Regions from separate parts of the Homo sapiens genome. Here regions 1 and 3 are each linked to region 2. A link is a loop called in an ENCODE intact Hi-C map of the cell type or tissue named here. Cell type or tissue: A673. All regions are shown on one strand. Links, peaks and the distances in the headings refer to the core of each region. The heading gives the core; the rest is flanking DNA. Region 1 overlaps SLC25A21 (solute carrier family 25 member 21). Region 2 has its middle 13 kb from the start of PAX9. Region 3 overlaps SLC25A21 (solute carrier family 25 member 21).

Evidence for each region. A loop is a pair of places that touch in the nucleus more often than their neighbours do. Peaks named below come from ENCODE experiments on the same cell type or tissue, not always from the same donor. Only the 100,000 strongest peaks of a DNase experiment are listed, where the experiment ranks them.
Region 1: a loop joins it to region 2, with 6 times the contacts of the local background. A loop is called at or near these places in 35 of 110 quality-filtered maps.
Region 3: it touches region 2 in a loop (2.8-fold over the local background); 8 of 110 quality-filtered maps call a loop at or near these places.

Annotation. Positions count from the first base shown.
Region 1 is chr14:37,146,629-37,154,639 of GRCh38, forward strand. The region is part of intron 1 of SLC25A21 (solute carrier family 25 member 21); the gene reads right to left. Among named protein-coding and RNA genes, the nearest start is that of SLC25A21-AS1, 21 kb to the right of the region's middle. In A673, for the core only: CTCF peaks have their summits at 3,288 (motif pointing left) and 4,056 (motif pointing left); DNase peaks (open chromatin) are centred at 3,273 and 4,053.
Region 2 is chr14:36,644,908-36,652,918 of GRCh38, forward strand. No RefSeq gene overlaps it. Among named protein-coding and RNA genes, the nearest start is that of PAX9, 13 kb to the right of the region's middle. RefSeq lists an enhancer at 2,445-3,274. In A673, for the core only: CTCF peaks have their summits at 2,333 (motif pointing right) and 3,183 (motif pointing right); DNase peaks (open chromatin) are centred at 2,344 and 3,214; H3K4me3 peaks cover 1,867 bases; H3K27ac peaks cover 1,482 bases.
Region 3 is chr14:36,752,204-36,760,214 of GRCh38, forward strand. The region is part of intron 3 of SLC25A21 (solute carrier family 25 member 21); the gene reads right to left. Among named protein-coding and RNA genes, the nearest start is that of PAX9, 94 kb to the left of the region's middle. In A673, for the core only: CTCF peaks have their summits at 3,643 (motif pointing left) and 4,149; DNase peaks (open chromatin) are centred at 3,718 and 4,218; H3K27ac peaks cover 1,432 bases.

The DNA.
Region 1 (8,011 bases), core at 1,695-6,694, 500 kb after region 2:
GTCATTATTTTACATCATTTATTCAACAATTAGTATTATGCATTCATTCTTACATTTAACTAAACATGTCAATGTTACTTACAGATCAATAAAATTTAAAAACTAGGGTATTTTATTTTAATTTAATATGTAGCTATTTTCTCAGCTATGCAATGCTGATAAAATATATATGAAAAGTGTGACATGTCTCATGTTTATTCAAATGTAAGAATACATAGATTCATATACGCCGCACAAAACATAAAAAATGCAGGTATTTTCCAATCTAGAAATAGTTAATTTGCTAACAACTTGTACATACTAATGATCACTACAGCTCCCATTTTCTCCAACCTTAATGCCTCCTAATTCCCAACTCTGGTTTGCACTTGCCCTTTGGTTCTTCTCTGCTGTCGGACTGTTCACCAACCATCCATTTATTCATTGCACAAGGACGTACTAGGAACCACTGGAGTGAGACCCTCTAGAACTCCTTCACCCTTGTCTCTTAGGACTAGGGCCTCTTGGAAGTTGAAAGAGACCCAAGACTCTTCTACTAATTGGGAACTCTCAAAATACTATTATAAAAAATAAAGAAATGCCAGTTAACAGCGTTATTAAAATTTACTTTAAGGACTTACATTTCACATAGTAATTCTTTTAACAGACACAATTGCAATGACAAAGGCAATGACTTTATATCTGCCCATATTTGAAAGAAATGTCAAAAATTCAAATTTATAAAGCCCTCTGTGAAATATGAGGCCCTATTCAAATGGCCCTCCTGGTCTTGTCTGTCACCCTTTCCTTCTTGGCTGCTGGCACCTTCCTATCTCATTGTCAACGAGAAGCCACCACACTATCTCCACATCTGAGTATCTCTATCCCATTCTCCACCAGTTAGAGCTCTTAAAACCTCCAGGGAAGCTAGCCTCAGAAGGACAGAGGACCCTATATTTGGGCTTAGGAATCCTAAATGCCCTAGGGCTTAGAGCTGCCATTACTGGTATTTCACACTTATTTCAGGTTTTTTTTTTTTTTTAAAAAAAAGGAAGAAAATTTTTGTGGCTTGCCCATGAATTGCATAACATTGTTCTAGGGGGAAATGCATTCTGACCTCAAACTCACCTAAAACTACAGATTTTTGAAACATGACATATATGTTTAGGGCATTACATGAGACCACACTTTTTCTCACACATGGTAACTATATTTCCTTTTTCTTTTTTTTCTTTTCTTTTTTTTTTTTTTGAGACAGAGTCTCAACTCTGTAGCCCAGGCTGGAGTGCAGTGATGTGATCTCAGTTCACTGCAACCTCCGCCTCCCGGGTACAATTCTCCTGCCTCAGCCTCCCGAGTAGCAGGGATTGCAGGCACTCACCACCACACCTGGCTGATTTTTGTATTTTTAGTAGAGACGGGGTTTCTCCATGTTGGTCAGGCTGGTCTCGAACTCCTGACCTCAAGTGATCGGTCTACCTGGGCCTCCCAAAGTGCTGGGATTACAGGCATGAGCCACCACCCCCAGCCCTTATTTTCCTTATGTATTTTGCTTATATGTTTTTCCTACATATGGTAACTGTGAGTCTTTTTTCATTCAACTTGCCCGCAAATGTGATTTTATATATACTGTCATATATTTCTAACTTATATAAATAATGCAAAGTAAAAGATGTCCTTGAGTTTATAAGGTAAAAAATATTTTTGTGTGTAGCTACACATTGTATATTTTATATTGATTGTATGTCAGATTTCTATTATAGAAAGCAAATCATACTATTTAGCATGAGATCATCTTCATTTAGATACACCATAGGTCAAAACACAGATGTTTTGTCTTCATTGTTGCTCTGAGAAACTATGATTCCTACAAGAAACATTCCCTCCACCATCAGTAAAATAAGATGCTATGAAAGAGGTCAAAGTATTTGACGTCTAAATCAGAAGGTATTTTCTTTACTTCTGCCATATTTCTATATGGTTACATGGGGATATATAAGCAAAACAGGTCTCAATGAAATTGAATTGCTTTGTGGCAAATGCATTGAATAAATATACATTTATTGAGCAGCTACTATATTCAAAGCACTGTGGTAGGCCTGGAGATACAAAATAAACATGACTTGGTCTCTTCCTTAGAGGGGCTCACTCTTCATAAGACTTAAAAAACAAGAAATAGATCCAATGCACTCTTTTAAACTAATAACAAAAAATCAAGGAAAAGTAAAATAGATGCTTGTGAAAAGCCTCTTTGCAGAGTGAAATGGAATACTACATATTATGTAAGCATACCAATGAAAACATTATCAGTATATATAATGCTGGATGACGGCTATTTAAATATCCAAATTGAATGAACAAATGATGGCTCACAATAGCCTCAACCTCCAGGGCTCAAGCAATTCTCCCCACTTTGGCCTCCCTAAATGCTGGAATTACAGGCGTGAGCTATCTGTGCCTGCCTAGATGATCCATTTTTTGACTATGGAAGATATGAAGCCAACAAGAATCACATAGACATCATTATCACCACTGTTTTTTTTTAACTTAGATGCCAGTGCCTCTACTTTTCTCTTTTTCTTCCCTTCCTTGCTTCTTGTTGAACTTCTAATCTCCAGCTATGAGCTCAAAATACAAGGTATACACCAATGCAGATGTCCATGAACACATGAAAGAAACAGAAAATCTACTGTCACTTTCTTGATGCTTTATGAGGCAAACCTAATGAAACTATATTGCTCTGTAAAACAAAGTTGCTTACCATTTTCATATCATATTCCTATTTCAACTTTACAGAATATAAATTAAATGTTTTCTTAGGGCAACTAAAAACTGCTCCATCAAAAAAAAAATCCGCTAGGGCCGGCCACGGTGGCTCACACCTGCAATCCCAGCACTTTGGGAAGCTGAAACCCCATCTCTACTAAAAATACAAAAATTAGCTGGGCATGGTGGTGGGCGCCTGTAGTCCCAGCTACTCAGGAAGCTGAGGCAGCAGAATCGCTTAAACCGGGAGGCAGAGGTTGCAGTGAGCTGAGACAGCACTACTGAACTCCAGCCTGGGCACAGACTCAGGCTGACTCACAGAGCAAGACTCAAAAAATAAATAAATAATCACTAAATAGTCTTTAATATTTCTTATATTTAGTACAGTACCTTCAATATTCATCCTCCTTAGAACTATCTTGAAATCCCTTAGCTGTATACATTTCTCATTAAGAGAGAAAAAATAATTTAATTTAGTAATTATTTAAAAATTTTTTAAAGACATGGGAAAGTTATACTGCCATCTTGTGGTTAAAGTTTGATTACAGAAGCAAGCACTTCTGGCATTTCCCATTCATAAACCAAATCCACAACATAATATGTATCATACTTAAAACTTTTTCCTTACAGAAGGAGTAGGGTTGAAGGAAAAAAATCCTGTTTAGAACTTACATTCAAGAAAAATTATTATTCATACATATACCCAATTTCTTATGTTAAAGGCCACTGAATTAAAACAAGAAATGGCATTTGAGTCCCAGATACATAAATAAAACCTACGTGTTTGGCACTGTAGCTCCTGTTTAGAGATGTTTATAATTTATTATGACTATAATACATACCCTAGCCCTAATAACTTTGAAAAACAAAATTATGGAATCTAGGAGTTTCAGGTAATCTCTAAGATCTACAAGAAATTATGACATTTATCCTAAGCTTATCAATGATTTCTATTTTATCCAGGACTCTAATTCAAATTTTACGGCAAGAACCAACATAAAGAAAATAAATATTATACAAATAAAAACAGTTTCTTCCATCCCTCTTTCTTACTCATATACATAAACCCATTTTTCCATACATACACAGGTATGAATCACAATTAAAAGAAAAATTAATTCCCAAAGTACAGTCTGTATTTTTCAAGTGTAGAATTCTCTATGATCTATGCAAGGCAAAGATGCTTTGCAATAGTGGAATGTAATCAGAAGTTAACACACTTCTAGATCTAACTATATCTGCAGAAAGCTTTTCCTTTTAAAAAGAAAATAAAAAGCAAATCACCAAAATTATAGGAAGACAGCGCCATCTATAGGTCTGCACAAGTACAGAATAGTAATCTTAGTTTCAGATATAAATGTCCACTGTGATAAACTAGCCAATCAAATGTGCTGTCCTAGGCGGACGCTCCAAAATAATGCTGCTCATTCTCAGATCTCTGGAGAGGATCTTGCAATTTACTCCAAAGTGCTTTAACCTGCCTCTACAATCATGCCCCAAAATGATAGTGATAATAACAGCAATAGAAGCCTCAAGCAATCAGAACAAAAACTAATGTTTTTCACAATTGTATTATTCTGATTTGGCATACTTGATGGTCGATAAATATTGGTAACTTTTCAAGAAATATTAGCACATTGGTAGGTTCTCTCTCTCTCTCTCTCTTTCTCTTCATTCTGCAAAATTACTTTGGGCCATGATTCTATTTTAGGTGTCATCCAATTCTATCGAGTTCTATTGAATTTCATTCTTCTTTCTCCAAAGAGGAGGCTATACGTTCTCCCTACAGTAGTCTATTCTAGTTTTTACAGACATTAAATTACATGCGACTTAAGATTCCCTCCTTTTTCAGACAGGCCCCTCCTGTCCACTCTTGGGTTGCTCTCACTCTACTGAGTCACACCAGTATCTTATTAGTTGTGTGCGAATTCAGTTAACAATACGTGAGGGTGGAGGCTTGGCCCACTTCCTGACCAATTGCCTGTAGCATCTGGCAGAAAAAAAGATGCCGCATTAATGCCAACAGAGGCACTGCTGGTTAATATGGAGAATTTCATACTTAAGCTATGGCTGGCATTTAAAAATCTGCAAAAACAAGAAATGGACTTTTGTACAAGGGCAGACCCTGTTTGTTCATTAACACTCAAGTTCAAGAAAAAGCTGTGGTATTTAACATAACCAGAGAGAAAAAGAAGACTTATGGGGGCAATACTTGAAGGGGCTGCTTACCTGATTTCTCATTCTGCACACTAAGAGGCAGGGTGGAGTAATGGATGAGAGCTCAAGCTTTGAAAGCAAAGAGCAGAGTTTGAGTCTGTGTCTGTCATCAGCCTTGAACAAGATATTTAATTTCTCTGAGCTTCACTTTCCTCATCTTCAAGAAATTACAAATTGGCTCATGCCTGGAATCCAGCACTTTGGGAGGCCAAGGCGGGCAGATCACTTGAGGTCAGGAGTTCAAGACGAGCCTGGCCAACATAGTGAAACCCTGTCTCTACTAAAAATACAAATATTAGCTGGGCAGGGTGGCATGTGCCTGTAATCCCAGCTACTTTGGAGGCTGAGGCAAGAGAGACGCTTGAACCCAGGAGAAGGGGTTTGCAGTGAGCCGAGGTCACTTCACTGCACTCCAGTGTGGGCGACAGAGAGAAACCCCATCTCAAAAATAATAATAATAATAGAGATTATTTAAGCAAAGTAAGATGCTTTGCACATAGTAAGCATTCAGTAAATGTTAGCACTCAAAAGATAAGATTTATCTTACTTTTTAAAATCTTATCATACTTATTGACTATGATAGTTAGGAAGGATCTACCCAACCCAAACAAATATCCCAGGAAGTTCATTGTGACTTCTAAAGATGACAAAAAGAATGAATGAAAAGACTGAACTCAAAATAGAAATGAGAAAATGATAATTTGTTTGAAGGTCTGATATTAGTTTCAAAATATATCTCTGAAACATCTTTGAAAACCATTAGCGTCCACTGACTCTCAATTTCATTTTATTTCAATTTTTTTTTTTTTTTGACAGAGTCTCGCTCTCTCACCCAGACTGAAGTGCAGTGGCACAATCTCAGCTCACTGCAACCTCTGCTCCGGGTTCAAGCAATTCTCCTGCTTCAGCCTCCTGACTAGCTGGGACTACAGGCGCCTGCCACCATGCCCAGTTAATTTCATTTTATTTCTGCTATATACCTTAAAAATGTGAGCCTGCAGAGCGCAGAGAAGTCAGAAACACAGTTCTGGAAGTCACCTGCAAACAGACAACACTGAAGCCAAAGAGTGGATGGGTTTGTTTGGGGAGTTAGAATGTGTAAAACACAAGAAGAAAAAAACTAAATAAAATGAATTTAAAATAAATTTTTAAAAGACTGTGTAAAGCAAAAAACTTACAAACATGTAGAATATCAATTTTTGAGGAAAGGGAAAGTGGAGACAATAGAAGACTAATCAAATAGGGGAGAAAGGTTCAAGATGGTTGAGTAGGATTTTCTGGCTCTACTTAGAAGAACTGGAATAGTATATAGACAGTCACACTTCAAATACGTTATCCAAGACAGAATGCTGATGCTCAACACAGAAGAGACAGGAAACACCAAAAGTGGGGAAGGAGGAAAAGAGGCAGCATCCCTGGTCAGGACTGGCTAAGAGCTGGGAGTGACTTCCTAACATGAGGAAAGGGTGAGTGACAGACTTCCAGCAGCCCACATCCCCACCATCAGATCATGCAATCCTAGCCACAGGAGAGCCCCTTGACCATCCCAAGCCCTGAAACTAACACAGGAAGTTGATGGGAGACGAAGGGACAGGGCTGCTCCAGGGAGGGAGCTCCCACACCATTTATAAGACCTAAGAAGCTACAGGAAGGTGCCATTTTCAAAGCTAGCCTCTCATAAACTGCACACTGTCCTTCAGGCCAGCAGCACCAAGACTGAGACATTACAAAAGCTCAAGTTATCACTGCTGGAATGAGGAGTAAGATGGGAGCATTCCCACAGCCAGGGATAAGAAGCAAGCAAGACATGAGCTGCAGCAGCCAGTGCCAGGAAGCGGGTGCTGTCAGGACAGAGACTGGCATGTAAGTGAGCAGAATGAGTTGCTGGTGGGACTTGGTTGCGAGTTGGGTGGGTGCTCCTACAGCTGGGGTGGGGGAACAAGCTAAGCATCAGCTACCACTGCCAGGGTAGGGGGTGAACCCCCAGGACTGGGGCTAGAAAGAAACGTGCATTCCCTACCCACTGGCCCAGGCTGTTGCCACAAAGACAGCAGCTCCCTCTCCAGTGGTGGGGCCTCAGCATGGCTGCTACTGTCTCTAACACAAGCACTTAGCCTGAGGCCTAAGGATCATCCTGGCCACCACAGCTGGTGCCTGCTCTCACCACAAGCCCCACGAGCCTAGCTTCGCTCCTTCACTTCTCCCACCTTAACAGAGCACATAGCCCAGGGTCTCGACTGCTATCTCCTCAGCTGACCTATCTGCAAGCCCCACCTGCAGGACTGGAGACTTCCCCACCCAGCACATCACATCTACTGTCAACATGAACACACACCACTCAGGACCCAGAGAATCATCCCACTACAGCTTCTGCCATCATCCATGCTATACTGGCTGCCAGGTGATTGAAAACACACTCTATGACCCAGTTTACTGCTGCCATTATCAACATCTGAGCAAGCCACCTAGAGGCCCAAAAATCAGACCTCTAGTAACCACAAGTACAGGTGGCAGCATACGTCACCCTGGGGCACAAAGATAGGGATACTCAACCCACCACTGTCATCACTGGTGCCTGGAAACTGGCCCACCTGGCATCTTAGTCCCCAAGCAGAACATCACCACAGACTCCACTAATAATTGCACCCCAACCCACACAGATATCACTAATCCTGTTTAGAGCCAAAGAAATCATACAAAGACTACACTGCTGCATGCCCTCAGAATTAAAAGCCAAAGTGCCCTACCTAACAAACACTAAAGCTAGGTCTTCTGGAAGAAGTCCTCTCCTACAAAAGTAAGTTCAAAAATAGGAAGACGTGATTGTTACACCAGATGTGCAGATATAAACATAAAGACACAGGAAACATAAAAAAAAATCAATGAAATATGACTCTCCAAAGGAACACAACAATTCTCCAGTAACAGTTCTTAATCAAAAAGACATTTTCAAAATCCCAGTATAATGCAAAATATTGATTTTAAAGAAACTCAGTACAAAGACAACAGAAAAACAATTCAAGATATGAGGGAAAATTTTACTAAAAGA
Region 2 (8,011 bases), core at 1,161-6,160:
AGAAAAGCTGTTTATTTCAAAGAATGAATGAATGGGCCACTCAACCATTATGTCACCCAGGCCACATCGGTCCCAAGGTTACCATAAAATAGTTTATCAAATGCCTTATTGAAACACAAGTCTGTAGCTCTCCCAACTCTGCTACCTTCCACTTTAGATAAAAGTCACTTTATTTCTCTGTGTCTCCAATTCCCCATATGCAGACAGTGAAAGTTTATCAAGATTAATAAATGAAATAATATATGTAAACATGCTTTGCAAAACTGCAACATGTGCAAAAGTAAGATATAAGCATCCCCTCATTCTAGCAGCCTTATCAAAAAAGAAAATTATGTTTATTGGCCTGGCAAGAGCTGTGATTTGTGGCTTTCATTTAAGGGCAGGAAGCAAGCCCTCTGAAAAGAGTGACAGGGAAAGGTTAAAGGGATAAAGCCTGGAGCCAAATCCACCACAACCCCCTCCCCAGGCTCTACCGCACTTCCCACTCCTCTCCTCCGGCCCCCCACCCCATATGAAAGTTGATGCCTGTTATCCAGGACCTTTCCTTTTGGCTGGCCTTTGGGGTTTTCCAAATTCTGTGTTGAAGGGTCCAGAGAGGGTCTCCTGCCAATCCTTGTTTGAGTGGGCCTGTTGAACATCTTCAGCAGGACATCAAAGGGTACACAGTGTGAATGGGGAATTGTCTTTAGGAAAGAAGGAAGCAGAGAGATGGACAGACAGGTGGCCCTGCCCTACTGACTGGGTAGCAGCACGTGCAGGGTTTGCTGTGTTACAACAGGGTATGATTGTGAAGTACCAGCTGCCTGCCACTATTTATGGACATCTCTTTTTCTGGCTGGGTATTTTTGCCTTTTGATGATACTATTGTCCTCCTGAAGCTACAAGGAAGGAAGGAAGCTACAAGAAGGAAGGAAGACCATACCACATCAGGTGAAACATCCAAACAAGAGAAGGGTCCTCAGCCACCTGGGTTCAGGAATCTGGAAGCTAGGTTTCAGCTCGGCTGGAAAATCCACTTCCCTTGTGGCCTCCTTCTCCTAGACTTCTAAAGAGGATTTGTATTTCCGTGTCCTCAAGCATGGAAAAGAAAATCTGCCTTTGCCAGCAAGAAACAGCCAGCCCTACAGAGAACCTGAGCTAAGAGGAGTATCCTGTCAGCCAGATGTTTCATCTTGTCTGTGAGGGCATGTCTTTCTCCTTTGTCATTGTACCCCAGCACCTCACACAGTGCCTGACACATACCAAATTCTCAATAAATATGTGTTAAATATATGAGCGTGCTATTCTAGACTAACGAAAATGGGTACTTATGGCTCCTTGGGCAAAGCTTTAAAAGGGCAGCTATGCCTCCTCAGTTCAGCATTAAAGTGGCTGCATAATTACAGCAAGAAGAAACCCAGAGTTGTTCTGCAGAGCTAACTGGACAGGAGGATCCATCTCCTGCGTTCCACACTGAGATTCTCCCTTCACAGCCTTAGCTGATCTTAATAAGATGGGCTTATAGCAGCTTACAGGAGTGCAGAGGCAGAAATTAGCTAGCACTCTGCTATTTTTCTATTCAGTGCTCAATGACAGAGAAGCCCAAGTTCTCAAACTGAGTCAAAGATGAAGCCATAGAAAAGAACTCCTGAACGAGGTTCCCCTCAACAGTCTTGACTGTTATTACCATCAGAAACCTAACTCAGAAAACTGTGCTTTCTATATTTCTGAGAAGTTTTGTTCCCTCTGTCTGATCTAATTTCTTTTTTAAATGTTACTCTGAAAAAAGAACGTCTAACCTCTTTGGCATATACAAGAGGAAAGGGTCTCCCCTTTCCAGTGGTGGTGTAGAGAGCGGCTGGGTTCGTCCCTGAGGCCGGAGTGGAGATGACCGCAGCCAGGGTGGCCCTGCTCAAGTTGGGTCAGCAGAGCAAGGTTCCTTCCAGAGGGCTTGCCCCCGGGACAACTTGGAGCCTGCTTCTGGGGAGCCACACACGTCCTCTCCCACTTCTTGCTGGAGACTTGGGGACGTGAAGGGGGGGTTCTGTGATCCCGGAAAAAAAGTAACTTCTCTTGGTAGGTGATACTAGGCAGTTGCGTCCCGGGGAGTCCCCGCCTTTCTGCGCTTCCCCTGACGGGGGCACAGGGGCCGGCGTGCGTGTGTGGGTACGTAGCTCATCCCGGGGAGCTGGGATCCTCTTTTCCGCACTTGGGGAAGACGAATGCCGACCATTGGCTCAGACACCATACCACACAGGCATTTCTGGAGGCATTTCGCGGCGTTATTATGGGAAGTTGCGCGGACCGGGGCCTTCGCGCTACAGCCGAGGAGTCTCAGCGCCTGCCAGGCGGGAGCCGCACTTCCGGCGAGGTGTCTTCGGGAGGGGGCGCCACAGCCCGTGGCAGTGCCGGCCTCCCGCCTTAACCAGCCCGACTCCCGCCGCGCCAGCACCGTGGGGAGCGAGTGGGTCCCGCCCGGCCGCGGCCTGGACCTGGCAGCCGGGCTTCGTGGGCGCTCTGAGCCGTGGCCCGTGGCGCGGGGTGATCCTTGTGCCTGGCGCCGGCCTCAGAACCCCGTTTACGGCTTTCCGCGCATACGGAGGTTGCTGGGGACCCCGACACCTGCGCGCCCTCGACTGGGGCCCGCTCCAGCAGTGAAGACCCAGGCCCTTCCCTGGGCCGTGGCTGCTCTTGGTGCCTCATGGGAGCGCCCGGGGTAGGGACTCGGCTAGTGACCTGTAGGACATGAGGGGCGAGCTGGGAGCCGATTCGCCCACGGCGTCTCCTTCGCCATGGAGGCCCCCCACCCATTCCACTCCGGGGTTGCGGCCACGCACCATAAGAGCACCTTCAGGTCTGAGCTCTTTAGGGGTGGGAGTAGGCAGTTCGTGAGTCCGGGAAGGCCTGCGGGGTTTCCCGCCTGCTGCGGACTTAGCGTGGGGCCGACCGGGGCTGGCGAGGGCTGGCGAGGACTGGCGGGGACCCGCGGGGCTGAGCCAGCTCTCGCGAAGCCCTCAAGTGAGGAACGGCGCTTGTGGCTGCGCGCTCTCCGCAGCCAAGTTGCAGGGTCCAGCAGGGGCTCAGGTCCTGTTCCCTCCGCAGATCCCGGATCTAGGGCTCTAGTGGTCTCGGCCGGAGGGAAGGTGACGCGCAGTGGGCGCAGACGCAGAGTGCGGGGCGCCGAACGTGGGAAGGAGCGGGTTCAGCGCGCTGGTGAGAGTTTCAGGAAATCCGGGAGAGGGCGGTATTTACCAGTCCCTTCCCCGAGAGCAACCAGGCAAATCGGGGAAGGTTAGAGGTGGGGGACCTGCCTGAGCCGGGACAAAAAACTTTGGAGCTAGGGCCTTCTAACCCTGGAGACTTGCCGACTCCGGGGCGGGCTCTCGCACTCAAGTCCCGAGATGGGATGATTTTCCAACTTTCGTCCAGCCTCTCCTTCCGCTCCCGCCGCTCTGCTAGCACTCCCGCACTCTCTCCCTGGGTCACAACCCTCGCCTGCGGAATACCTGTCTGAAGGGCGCGTCAGTAGAAGCTTCGTTTCATACTACCTTTCTTACTGTTCTCTTCATCTAAATCGCAGGACATTATTCTCGGCTTCATTTCCACATAGCATTCGGCAGTGGACAAGGAGTAGGCGGACCCGAACCTGAACCTGACAGCTGATGCCGTGAAGTGGACACTTGAAGTTCTTGGTTTGGCTTTAGGGAGCGTTTAGGGAATGTGTTAGGCAGCAATCGGGCAAGCATGAGCTGTAGCCCAACCCTTCCCTCCGTGGGAAAATTCAAGTTAGGACGCAATGCGAGGCCTCTTAAATCTTTAAGATCCTCGGGTCAGCTCAAAGAGTCTTTAGCAATTCGTTGTTTTGTCTTGAGACCATTATCGGTCCCTAAGCACCTAATTATTTAATGGCAGCCCTCTGGGTATATCGGGTAGACTGATAGGTCTTATCTAACATTCAAACACAAGTTTCTGGAGGAAACTCTCATCTGACTTCCTCCTTTCCCACCCGCCGCCCACTGTCATTTATTTTATTAAATGGAACCCATTTAAAATCCAAATTTATAATTATTAAAAAGCAGTCTTATTACATATTCTTGAAGATTTGGTTGTGTACGATCATTTAATCATGTAGTTTAATTTCTGTGTTGTTCCCACATTGCCAACTTGATGGAGGAGAGCAGACCCGAGGACTTTTCAACCTCCAATAAAAAAGAAGAGGACTTTATGGCTGGGGTGAAAAGGGGCTGGTGAGCTACGACAATGGGGCAGCATAGCTTTACTATGTGCAAAAGCATTCAGACACATGGCGACCCTTTTGCAATAAAACTTTATTGATGATCGTTTGAAAGTTATGGCAACTCCAAGGTTATAAAACTTGTCATAAAATACCAAGCAGTCATTAGTTTACCTGACCTCATTTCAATATAAACTTCCACAAAACATTTTATTTTGTTCCTTCTTATAAGTGGAGAAAAGAAGTTGAAGAGGTTAAATACAGCGGCCCATTATTGAGGATCCAAAATCTGCAATTTGACACTCTGACCTTCATCCCTGCAAATAAAGCAGTAAAATTTACATTTTATTCTTTAATGTTCCGTTATTGCAGAAAAGTTAATAGTGTGTAAATGTTATTGTAGAAAAGATAATAACAGCTATGTTTTAGTTCCAACTGCCCATTTTTAGCACATAACCTGTGTTTAATTTTGGATGGAGACTTTTTCCTCTTTGGAAGATTTGTAAGATATATTTAACAATTATTAAAGAATATTTGCTCCCCGAGCTATGCAATAGAAGTCTAAGAAGCAAATGGCCACATGTTGTCATGTGACCTGAAGAGTTGTTCAAAATATTCAATTAGTATTTACAGCTATTGAGAGGTTAGATGACTAATCACTACCTCTTGCCACCCTCAGTCATGAGCTTAAAGAAAGGCAGCTGCCCTGAGATTGGCACGTACAACTATACTACAGAAAATAACCCAAACTGATGTTCCAAGAAAGCTCCAGGAGATAAACTGGAGTTTGTCAAAATCATCATTTCTGGTCCAACTGTATGAGTGGACTTAAACCATGGATCAGAGAACAGCCACAGAACACTGATAACTTTGAGTGGCTTCTCATCGCTCCAAACTCCACTTTGGATTGGCTGAAGCTCGTGTTTCCTTAATGCTGTGTAGCTAAGGCCAATCTACCTGCTTTTGGGGATTTGTGAGCAAGTACAGATGGCAAAGGTTGACTTTGTGTTAGCTGCATGGTGATTTCTCCAAAACATGTAAAAGTCTGGATATACTTTTTCACGGATTGTTTAAAATATAAGCTCCAAGATTGATCCAGGCATATATGCATTTATGATGGGTTTAGGAATCTAGATGAAGAAAGCTAACTCTTTAGGACCTCGCTGGAACTCTTCTTGGTAATGTTATGCTTAGTTTCCTGGTGTGCTTTCAAGTATTTCATGGAATTTTAATGAGAAAACAACATTTTAAAAACCAAAATCTTATGTAAAATGCTGCTTTCTTCTAGGGAGTGTATGGGTGCAGAGTGTGTGTGTGTGAGGGGGGTGAGAGAGAGAGAAGAAAGAGAGAGAAAGAAAAAGAAAGAGAGAAAGAAAAAGAAAGAAAGAAAGAAAAAGAAAGAGAGAAAGAATCTCAGAGAAAGGAATAGGGATGAAGCTAAGGGAAGAGAGAAGTATTGGATAAAGTACTATAAAAAGCAAACTCTCCTAGTGTCCATAACTTTCTCTAGTTGGCTGGTACAGTTTGCAGTAATTTTCATTACCGTTTCTTAATGCCAGGTTCTCAGACACAAGTGATAATATGCATCAAAATAAAGACTTTGTGTTTCCCCAAGTCAGTACTGACTTCCAGGGAGGACAGGGAAGAAAGGGCCTATGGACCTACAATGCAGCCCATAGGCTGAACACATATCTTTAGCAGACTTAAGAAGCAAATAAGGGGTCTAAATTCAGTCCTTTGAGCTTGACATGTTTCTGAAAATCTCATACTGTGGGTTATCTTCAGAGATAAGTTGACAAATTTTTCTTATAAATGAATTGATTAAATGTATTGTGACACACATATATATGCAAACTTGTTGGCAATATTTGTTGTAGCAAAAATAGCAGTGAATTTAATTTACAATGTTTATATCCCTCTGCTATTAATCCCAGCATTCATTTGGGTTTCCCTAGATGCCTGGAGTGGTGGGAGTGGAGTAAGGTAAGGGAGAAAAAATGTCTTCTCTTTAATCTTTGACAAAAACAATTCCCTCTCCCCTTTTCATCTTCCTTCTCAAAATACTGTTCTTCACCCAAGAACCAGCTATTCAGACTCTCTATCTTGATTTTCACTGTTGTCACAGTAATATATAATGATCCCCATTCTGCTCTACCTAAGTATTATATTTACCAGAAAGTTGTGGTTATCAAAGAAGCATCCATTTGGATTCACCTTTCTGAACTACCCCTCTTATACTATATTCTGGGGAAGGCATGGAAATGACCTGAGTTGATTTCTAAAGTGTTTTTCATGTCAAAAAATCATAAGGGACAGTACATCATGCACACACTTCCTTTTCTTATATTCTGTTTTGTTCAAAGACATTAGAAAATGTTCACGAGACACCATGTCCTCCTTCAAATACTTTCCTGAGTTATCTGGTTAATTGAGGCTTAGCTGTATAATGAGAAGCATGTCTTCAGGAGGGCTTTAAAATATATGTTTGGGATTTTTTTTGGACAGCTGGGTGATAGAGTTGTGAAATCCCAAATTATGCCTTGAGTTCTGGTGACACGTCCAGGCTGCCTAGCTTTGCCTTCATCATTTTTATTGACACAAAAAATGTTCCTATAGAGGAAAAAAAGTGCAGCTTTTATGTAGTGATATCCAAGTGTATGTTATTCATTCCTTTTACAAAACTCAATGTATATTTTGCCCTAAGGGTATATATTTCTCCATGAGACTAATTGCTCTAATAGAAATAATGATGTCTCCTATGTACCTAATACCTTTATCCCCCAAAACCCTCATGTGCCTTAGCAGTTACATGATGAAACACACAGATCATGTGCATGTTGTGGCCAGAAGCCATGGCTCAACTTACACACAACTCTACCAGGTTAACCCTCTGTTTTCTGTGTGTGTGTGTATATGTGTGTGTATATATATATACGCTTTGATGTAAGAGAAACAGAAAGTCTTAAGTAATTTTGTTTCACAGCCAAAATATTATAGATAAGTCTGGTTGTAAAAGAAAACTCATACTTTTAGCTACTTTAAAATTGAAAGAAGAGGTAGGGAAGACTTTTTCTGGAAGTTATAATCCTTATATGAGCTATGTCTGAATTTTCAGAATACAATTTAAATAACACATCTTTCTACTGACTGTATTTTTTCCTCTTGGGAAAACTGGATGGATAAATGTTAAATTCTAAAATAAAAATTGGGGAAGGGTTGAAGAAAATATACCTACTTACATCAATTACCATTGAAGAACTTCATTTTGTATCAGAGTTGGAGAAATGTATAGCACTGATCTAGAATGCTACAGCTGGATTTAGAGAGTTTTAGGTACCTGGAAAATCTTCGAGGTATTTACGGTGTCTCTCTCTTGTTTTGAATTGCTTTTGGTTACCTATAAGTTAATTTGCTTTCTTTAAGTTTTAAATCCATTTGCCAATGCATGCAGTATAGTACTTTCATCTAGCAAGAAAGTGCTAAAATCTACTGGCATGAAACATTCAAACTGCAAATGGAAAATCTGCCCAGTCAGGTGGTGCTCCAGCATTTCCCCTTTAAAACACAGCAGCAGCAGTGCCTGGTTGCTGGAACTGGTTGTTGGCTTTGCTGGGGAGGCTTGTAAATGTACCATGCATTATACAGCCTGGGAAGCAGGGTGATTTGGACAGACTAAAAGAATTTTGACTTTTCTATGTTCTGACTTTCAGGGATTTAATTTTTAGCCTTAAACTGGCATTATGAAGGTTTTTTACATGGAGTAATGGGATCATTATTTCTTTTCCTAGTGAAAGGGGT
Region 3 (8,011 bases), core at 1,420-6,419, 110 kb after region 2:
GACAGTTATTACAAAACAAAAATAAAGAAATCCTAGAAAATAACAAGTGTTGGAAAAGATGTGAAGAAATTGGAACCCTTACGCATTGCTTTTGGGAATGTAAAGTGGTGCAGCTGCCATGGAAAACAGCGTGGAGGATCTTCAAGAAATCAAACATAGATTTACCATATGATCCAGCAATTCTACTTCTGGGTATATACCCACAAGAAGTGAAAGCAGAGACTTGAACAAATATTTGTACACCCATGCTCATAACAGCATTATTCACAATAGCCAAAAGGTGAAAACAACCCAAATATCCATTGATGTCTGAATAAAGAAAATGTGGCATATATAAACAATGGGGATATTATACAGCCTTAAAAGAGGTTCTGACACATGCTATAACATGAGTACACCATGCTACATGGAATAAGCCAGACACAAAAAGACAAGTACTGTATTGACATGGTTTGGCTGTGTCCCCACCCAAATCTCATCTTGAATTGTAGCTCCCATAATCCCCACATGTTGTGGGAGGGGCCTGGTGGGAAGTAACTGAATCATGGGAGCAGTTACCCTCATGCTGTTCTTGTGATAGTGAGGGAGTTCTCAAGAGATCTGATGGTTTTATAAGGGGCTTTCCCCGCCTTTGCTTGCACTTCTCCTTCCTGCCACCATGTGAAGAAGGACGTGTTTGCTTCCCTTTCTACCACGATTGTAAGTTTCCTGAGGCCTCCCAGACATACTGACTATAAGTCAATATATAACCCAGTCTTGGGTATGTCTTTAGCAATGTGAGAACGAACTAATAAATGTATGATGCCATTTCTATGAGGTACCTAGAATAGTCAAACTCACTGAGACAGAAAGTAGAATGGTGGTTGCCAGTGGCCAGGGGAGAGAGGTTTAATGGGTTCAGAGTTTCAGTTTGGGAAGATGAAAAGTTCTGGAGGTGAATGACGGTGATGGTTGCACAACAGTGTGAATTATTGAATGCCACTGAAGTGTATACTTAAAATAGCTAAAATGGCAAATTTTATGTTATGTGTATTATGACATAATAAAAAATAACAGAAAGTGAAAAGATATAAAAACAATAAAACAGGAGAGTAACTGGTTGCTCTCGGAATGGAAGGAAGCTACTAATTCCAATTAGGTTTCCAGGAAAGGACCCACTGAGAAGATACTGGCTGAGCTAGGAAGCCTTGTGTTTAGAAGAGGTATAATCTATCAAAAGGAGAGAGAAAATTTAAAAATGGAGAGTTTGGGGAACATATCACTACATCTTAAGAATCTCAGCCATCACTTTATAAGCTTTAGCTTTCCTTTTCATGTAAAGGGCATAGAGAAGCCATGATTTCAAAGGCAGTTTCTTGGGATGTTCTAAAATTTAATTGAAAAAATATTTCATGTTCTCTAGATTCATTCCTCTCCCTAAAGGGAAGTTAATGCTTAGTAGTTGCATACTGTAAAGACATTGATGATTTAAAACTAAATCATTTGACAAAATCCACCAGAAGCAAAGCCAATATTTATAGAATTTCAGAACCATAGCACTTCTGAACTAGAAAGGGCCCGTCACAGCTCTTTAGTCCTCTCCTCTGAAGCTTGATTTCTCTCTATAGTGTATCCACCAAGTTGTTACCTGGCTTCTGATGAGGCACCTCTAGATGGCAGGATCTCAGAACATTCAGGGTTTCCATACAATCTTGAGATGGCTCTCTCACTGGGGACAGAGAGAGAGAGAGAGAGAGAGAGAGAGAGAGAGAGAGAGAAAGAGAGAGAAAAAGCGAGCAGATCAAAGAGAGATCAAAGTGATCCTGCTTTGATCCCAGATCCATTTTTTGGAAACTTTTACCTGATTCTATTCACCAGGCTAATTTTATGTATCAACTTGACTAGGCTACAGGGTGCCCAGATATTTGGTCAAACGTTATTCTGAGTGTTTCTGTGAGGATGTTTTTGGGTGAGAGTAACATTTAAGTCAGGAGATGGAATAAAGCAGATAGCCCTTCATAATGTGGGTGGGTCTCATCCAATCAGTTGAAGGCCTGAGTAGAACAAAAGGCTGACCTTTCCTGGAGAAAGAGAAACTTCTCCAGCCTGAGCTCAGCCTTTAAACTGGGATATCAGTTCTTCTAGTTCTATAGCAGCTTATAGCCTTCAGACTGCAAACCTACCACTCTTCTACTTCCTTAAGGCTATATATGATAGAAAAAATAAGGTGGGTGGGTGAGGATAAATATCTTCCAAGTACATTAAAGGGGAAAAGGGAAGGGAAATAAGATTCGATGAGAGTTGCTTAACACACAATTTGATTTCATCTTTATTTACAGATGTGGAAACAAAGATTCTTGGAACCTAAGTAGCTTATCTACATAGTTAAGAAGTAATTGATATGGGACGGAAGCCCAGATCTCTCTGATCCTGAAGCCTGTGGTCTGTCCCCTGTGCCATATCACACAGCATACACACTGTGGGCACTTGAAAGAATTTCCAGAATGATATAAATTGATGGCACGAACATACAAAAGACAGTGCCCAAAAGAGAAAAAAAAAGAGATAAAAGTATAATACAAGGAAAAGTTAAATTTAATAGGAAATATGTTATTAATTTATCTACTTGTACTTTGTCTTCCTACAGAATTCAGTAATTTTCATAGTAATGCATTTTCACTGCCAGTAGCAAAATCGGTGGCAAAGGAAGAATAATTGTTTTCAGGAGAGCTAAGGGATGAGAAAAATTGAATTTAGAAAACTCAATACACAGTTAATAATCATCTTTAAAGTCTGAATTATGATGAAAACTGTAAATGCTCAGAAAATAGTAGAGGAAAATAAAAATTTAAAATTAAAATCACACAAACAATCTACAATTCTAAAATAAAGAGGAAAAGAAAATGAAACAAAGAATTCCACTTAGTTTGGACCCTTGAAAAACCATAGTCTAAAACCACACTCCCATTTATATTAAATAATAATGAATGAGGACAAATCTGGTATCCAACAACATTTTAGAAAAGTCTGACTCCAGTTTTTATCCAGCTATAGGGATGGAGGTTCCCTATTCACTGAAGAAGCAACAGTGTGATATCAGGGAAGAATTCAGTTATCACTCACCATGTAAAACCACCACTGTATTCAGAAAGTGGGCATTTTGCACATATAACATTTCCATGAACCATACATGTATGCACACAAGCACTCATGTGTGCACACACATATACACACTCACAGGCAAGGTGATTTTTTTCCTTCATCCCTGTCAGTGCCCTGTGGTGGCGGTCATTGATCTCTATGTGACCCAAACTCCCATGGGGCATGGCAATGCATCTGTGCTATGGCGACAAAGTTCAACAGCTCACACACTTGGATGCTATGGTAATATCAAATTGCTTTAACATTTCTAAACACTCTCAATTTCTGTGCTTATTGTGAACCACACTTTGACCACTCATTTTCTTCTGGAAATTAAAAAAAATCTATATATATCAAATATATGAACACATAGATCGTTTTTATCAACATAAGAGGAATCAAAAACAGATTAGTCCATTACTTGCCTTTTGTACTTAATTGATATCTTTCTTACTGGCCACCAGCTCCACAGCATGTTCCTGGTGAAGGCCTCAGAGCTCCACCCCTCCCTCTGGAGGCCAAGTGGGTCCATGTAACAGGCCTGGCATCTGTACCAGGATGGCAAATGAGAGGCTGGGACTCAGCACATAAAGTGGATTTTCTGCATGGCTGAGCCAAGTGCTTCCAACCATCCAGCCACATGTTTCTCTATATGGTCCTGGCAGCTATGGCTTAGGATAGAGCCAGAATTTGGCTTGATTTCTACACTGAAAAGCTTGATAGAATGCTGGGGTGGTGCCATCCCATAATAAAAGAGGTGGTTCCCTCAGACTGGCACACCATTCTCATTTGCCTTGGGAGTCCCTCCAAAAGGAAAGGGGGCTTAAGTAAAAGTGGGTGTGTCCATGTGATCCCTGCCAGGGCCTGGGTGGAGAAGGGAAGCGGGGGCAGCTGAGGGAAGGTGGATGAAGAAGAAAAGTTCTGAGCGATTGGAAGCTGGTGCCAGTTGGAGCTGGAAGACGATGTTCGGCCGCCTCCTTCTGCACATGTGTGGCCACCAGGGGATTGCCTGGCTATGTACGCGGCTTCACATCTGTCAGCTAAATCAAAGATGCATAATTGAAGATGCAAAGCGAGAAGCATGACGTGGTTCACGAGGCTCCCCAGAGGTTTTGGATCTGTAATCCAGTGAGGAGATTTTAATGAGATTTGAGTCAAGTGTTCTCATCTGTGGGAGAGGGTCTCACTCCAGCTGTGCTCAAGGATGCGGAAAACACTTTTTTGAAAAATTCGGGCGGTCTTTCTTGATTGGTCACTGCCTACCCATTTCCCTTGGCACCCTTGGGCCTTCCTCCCAAAGAAATGCTTCTTTTTGAAGCTTGGGCAATTTCTGAGCATGAGGAAGGCTCAAGAGATGCTATGATTGAGGTGTTAGGACAAATGAGTCAAATAAAACCATTAACCTGGTACAGTTCCTTAGAACCAAATTTAAACATTTCCAAATGTTTCATCATAAAAGCAATACATATTCAAGATAAATATTCAAACAATACATAAGGATGGAAAGTGTGAAATAAAAGTGTAAATGGGACTTTTTGCTCACATTCTGAGAACACTATTTCCCAAACATTCTCTGCTGTAGAAATAATACTTTCTTGATTCCAATTCTCATAGACCAATACTTTTGTAAAATACATTAAAATTACTGAGTTGGGCGTGGTGGCTCATGCCTGTAATCCTGGCACTTTGGAAGGCTGAGGTGGGCAGATCACTTGAGCCCAAGGGTTCAAGACCAGCCTGGGCAATATGGCAAAACCCCATCTTTACAAAAAAAAAAAAAAAAAATGACCCAGGTGTGGTGGCATGTGCCTGTAGTCCCAGTTACTCCAGAGGCTGAGGTGGGAGAATTGTTTGAGCCTGGGAGGCAGAGATTGCAGGGAGCCAATATTGCACCACTGCTCTCCAGCCTGGGTGACAGAGTGAGATCCTGTCTCAAATAAAAATAATAATAATTACTGAAATAATTACAAAAAAGTACCCAAATACATATAAAGTACAAACTCACTAGAAACAATACAAAGTTCAACAGCTCACACACTTGGATGCTATGGTAATATCAAATTGCTTTAACATTTCTAAACACTCTCAATTTCTGTGCTTATTGTGAACCACACTTTGACCACTCATTTTCTTCTGGAAATTAAAAAAAATCTATATATCAAATATATGAACACATAGATCGATTTATCAACATAAGAGGAATCATACTAAACAGATTAGTCCATTACTTGCCTTTTGTACTTAATTGATATCTTTCTTACTGGCCCTTAAAGATCTATCTCATTCCTTTTCATAGCTGTCTTGTATTTCATTGTATGAAGGTGCTACAATTTTTTAAAACTAGTCTCAATACTTATGGACATGCAGGTGGTTTCTACATTCTGCTTATATTGAAAATGTAAAGGCATAACCTCCAGAAATGGACTGGTGTTCATTCTGTTTACCTTTTGATGCCAAAGTCACCACTAGCACTTGCTAGAATTTCTTCCTTGTGAACAAAAGCAAAATGTTTTGCAGCCCAAAGTTTCCTCTCCTTCAAACCAGCTTATTGAGCACTCTGAGTCACACCAGTGCTAAAATGACCAGAACAAGCATTTGTCACCATGCATAGCATAAGGCACACCCTCCTCCAGAGGTGAGGGCTGGGTGCCTACCGCAAGAGGATGGAGATTAATTCTTCAAGGGGAGCCTTTGCGTTTTCCTTTAAGTAGCAGAAAAGTGAATATGCAGCAATGAATGCAGACTGGCTCAGGGGCCCCAGAAAGCTGAAAGCACACCGCAGCCACTCAGCCAATGGTGAACTCTTACCCTGGTGGCTCAGACCTCACCAACAGAGCCTGCATGAAGGGAGGTCAGCCTTGGTGACTAATCTCAGCTTAGTTCCCAATTCCTTTTTTTCAGTGTTTTCCAGAAGAAGTGAACTGGGGCTCTACATGATCTCCTGCATGAGTTTTCATGTTACTGCTAGGGCTTCAAGTGGCTGATTATGGGAGCAGTTAGCTTTGTGTGTGAACCACTTCCAGGCAGGCAGGTCTAGTCAAGATGAACCTGAGTGTTTGGCCACAGAAGACTCCCTCTGGGCCCAGGGCATGACCCAGGAGAGGGGCGTAGTGTTTCTTATGTTTATAATTCAGATGTCTCCAACAACGCAGCCAATTAGTCAGGACTCCGGGCATGTTTGGAGATACTGGAAAGGATTCTGTGTTGAAGGCAAAACTGCTCAAGCAGAAAGATGAGCTTTCTTTTCTATATTGGGTCAGCCAGGTCAAAAAAAAAAAAAAAAAGGAGGTTTTAGGTTTGTACCATAAAATTCATCAACTTGGTTTTAGTTAACCCCAATGGGAGGAAGCAGCAATGATTCCCCTTTGCATTTTCAGTTGAGAAGAGAAATGATCTTAGATACCCCAAAGACTGATAGGGACCTGAAAGCCTCTTGTGTGGGAACTGGATGCATCCTGAGGGAACCGAATTCTTTGGTTCTGATAAAACTTCAAGCAAAAACTCCTGAAGAGAGCAGCCCAGAGCAGAGGCGTCCAGGAGAACAATCAAGTGTGAGTTACATTGAGAAAGGATGCATTTCGGCAAGGGATGATTTAGCTTTGCTTCTGGAACGTGCATTATCCATGTCAAAGGAGGCTGCAGAGGGGTTTGAGCAACAACCCAGAGACACATGGGCATTTTCGTTATTCAGCTCATGTTCATTCTGAGCTCTGAGATGAAACCCTGAGTCCCAGGTATTGCCCACACTGGGAGAGAACTCAGGCTCAGCATTTCATCAGTGACCTGCCAGCCCCTAATGCACAACTCTTGTAGGATTTTTTTTTAAAACCCTGCAAAGAGCCCTTTGAGTGCAAACCTGCCCCAGCAGGCCTGCCTTCACATCTCCTTCAGAAATGTTTTCTTTTCCTTCTGAATATGCTCATTTGAGTGGGCACCCTTTCTGCTCTCAGCGTCTTTTGTGTGAAAGTAAGGTTGCCATCTAAATCTAGGAAAAGCAATCTTGAAATGTGTATCTAGTTTCCTTCTGAAAAAAACAGGAGACCTTTTTTTCTGTACATATCATCTCCGTTTTGTCGTTCTTATGAGGGACATTTTGTTGTGCTGACATAGAAATGCTTATTCTTTTCTTCAAATTCCTGATTTTACAAACTATCCAGCAGACAAGCTCTAAATGTTTTGTGGTTCTGAGACAACCCTTGGTTACAAGTGAGCTCTCCTTGGCCGAGATGATCTCATTTATGTCTTACAGAGGAGAAAACCAAGTCCCCAAAGGGGAAAGGCCAGGATCACAGAATAATTGAGTCAATACCAGTAGAAAAGGATCACCTGTTTCCTCCTCACACGGTAAAGCTCTCATCTCCAGTGGATAGTGACTCAAGCAGTTATAGCTCACGCCTGTAATCCCAGCATGTTGGGAGGCCAGATCACGAGGTCAGGAGATTGAGATCATCCTGGCCAACATGGTGAAACCCCGTCTCTATTAAAAATACAAAAATTAGCTGGGTGTGGTGGCGCATGCCTGTAATCCCAGCGACTCAGGAGGCTGAGGCAGGAGAATCGTTTGAACCCAGGAGGCGGAGATTGCAGTGAGCCGAGATCACGTCACTGCACTCCAGCCTGGTGACAGAGCAAGACTCCATCTAAAAAAAAAATAGAAAGAAATTGCTAAGTCCATCCTTGGGCACATTTTTCCTTATGTCATCTTCATAAATGAATCAGTGTACATCTTTCCCATGCATGCTTTCTCTCTGGTTAAGTGAGGGAAGAAGCTGGCTGTTCACTGGCAGTCGCTGAGGACTTCGCTCCTGGGATGTGCCCAGGAGATGTATGTGGACACTACAGTTTCAGGGGCAGCAGGAACTGCCTCCCTTGTGATACAGCCTTCAAGATG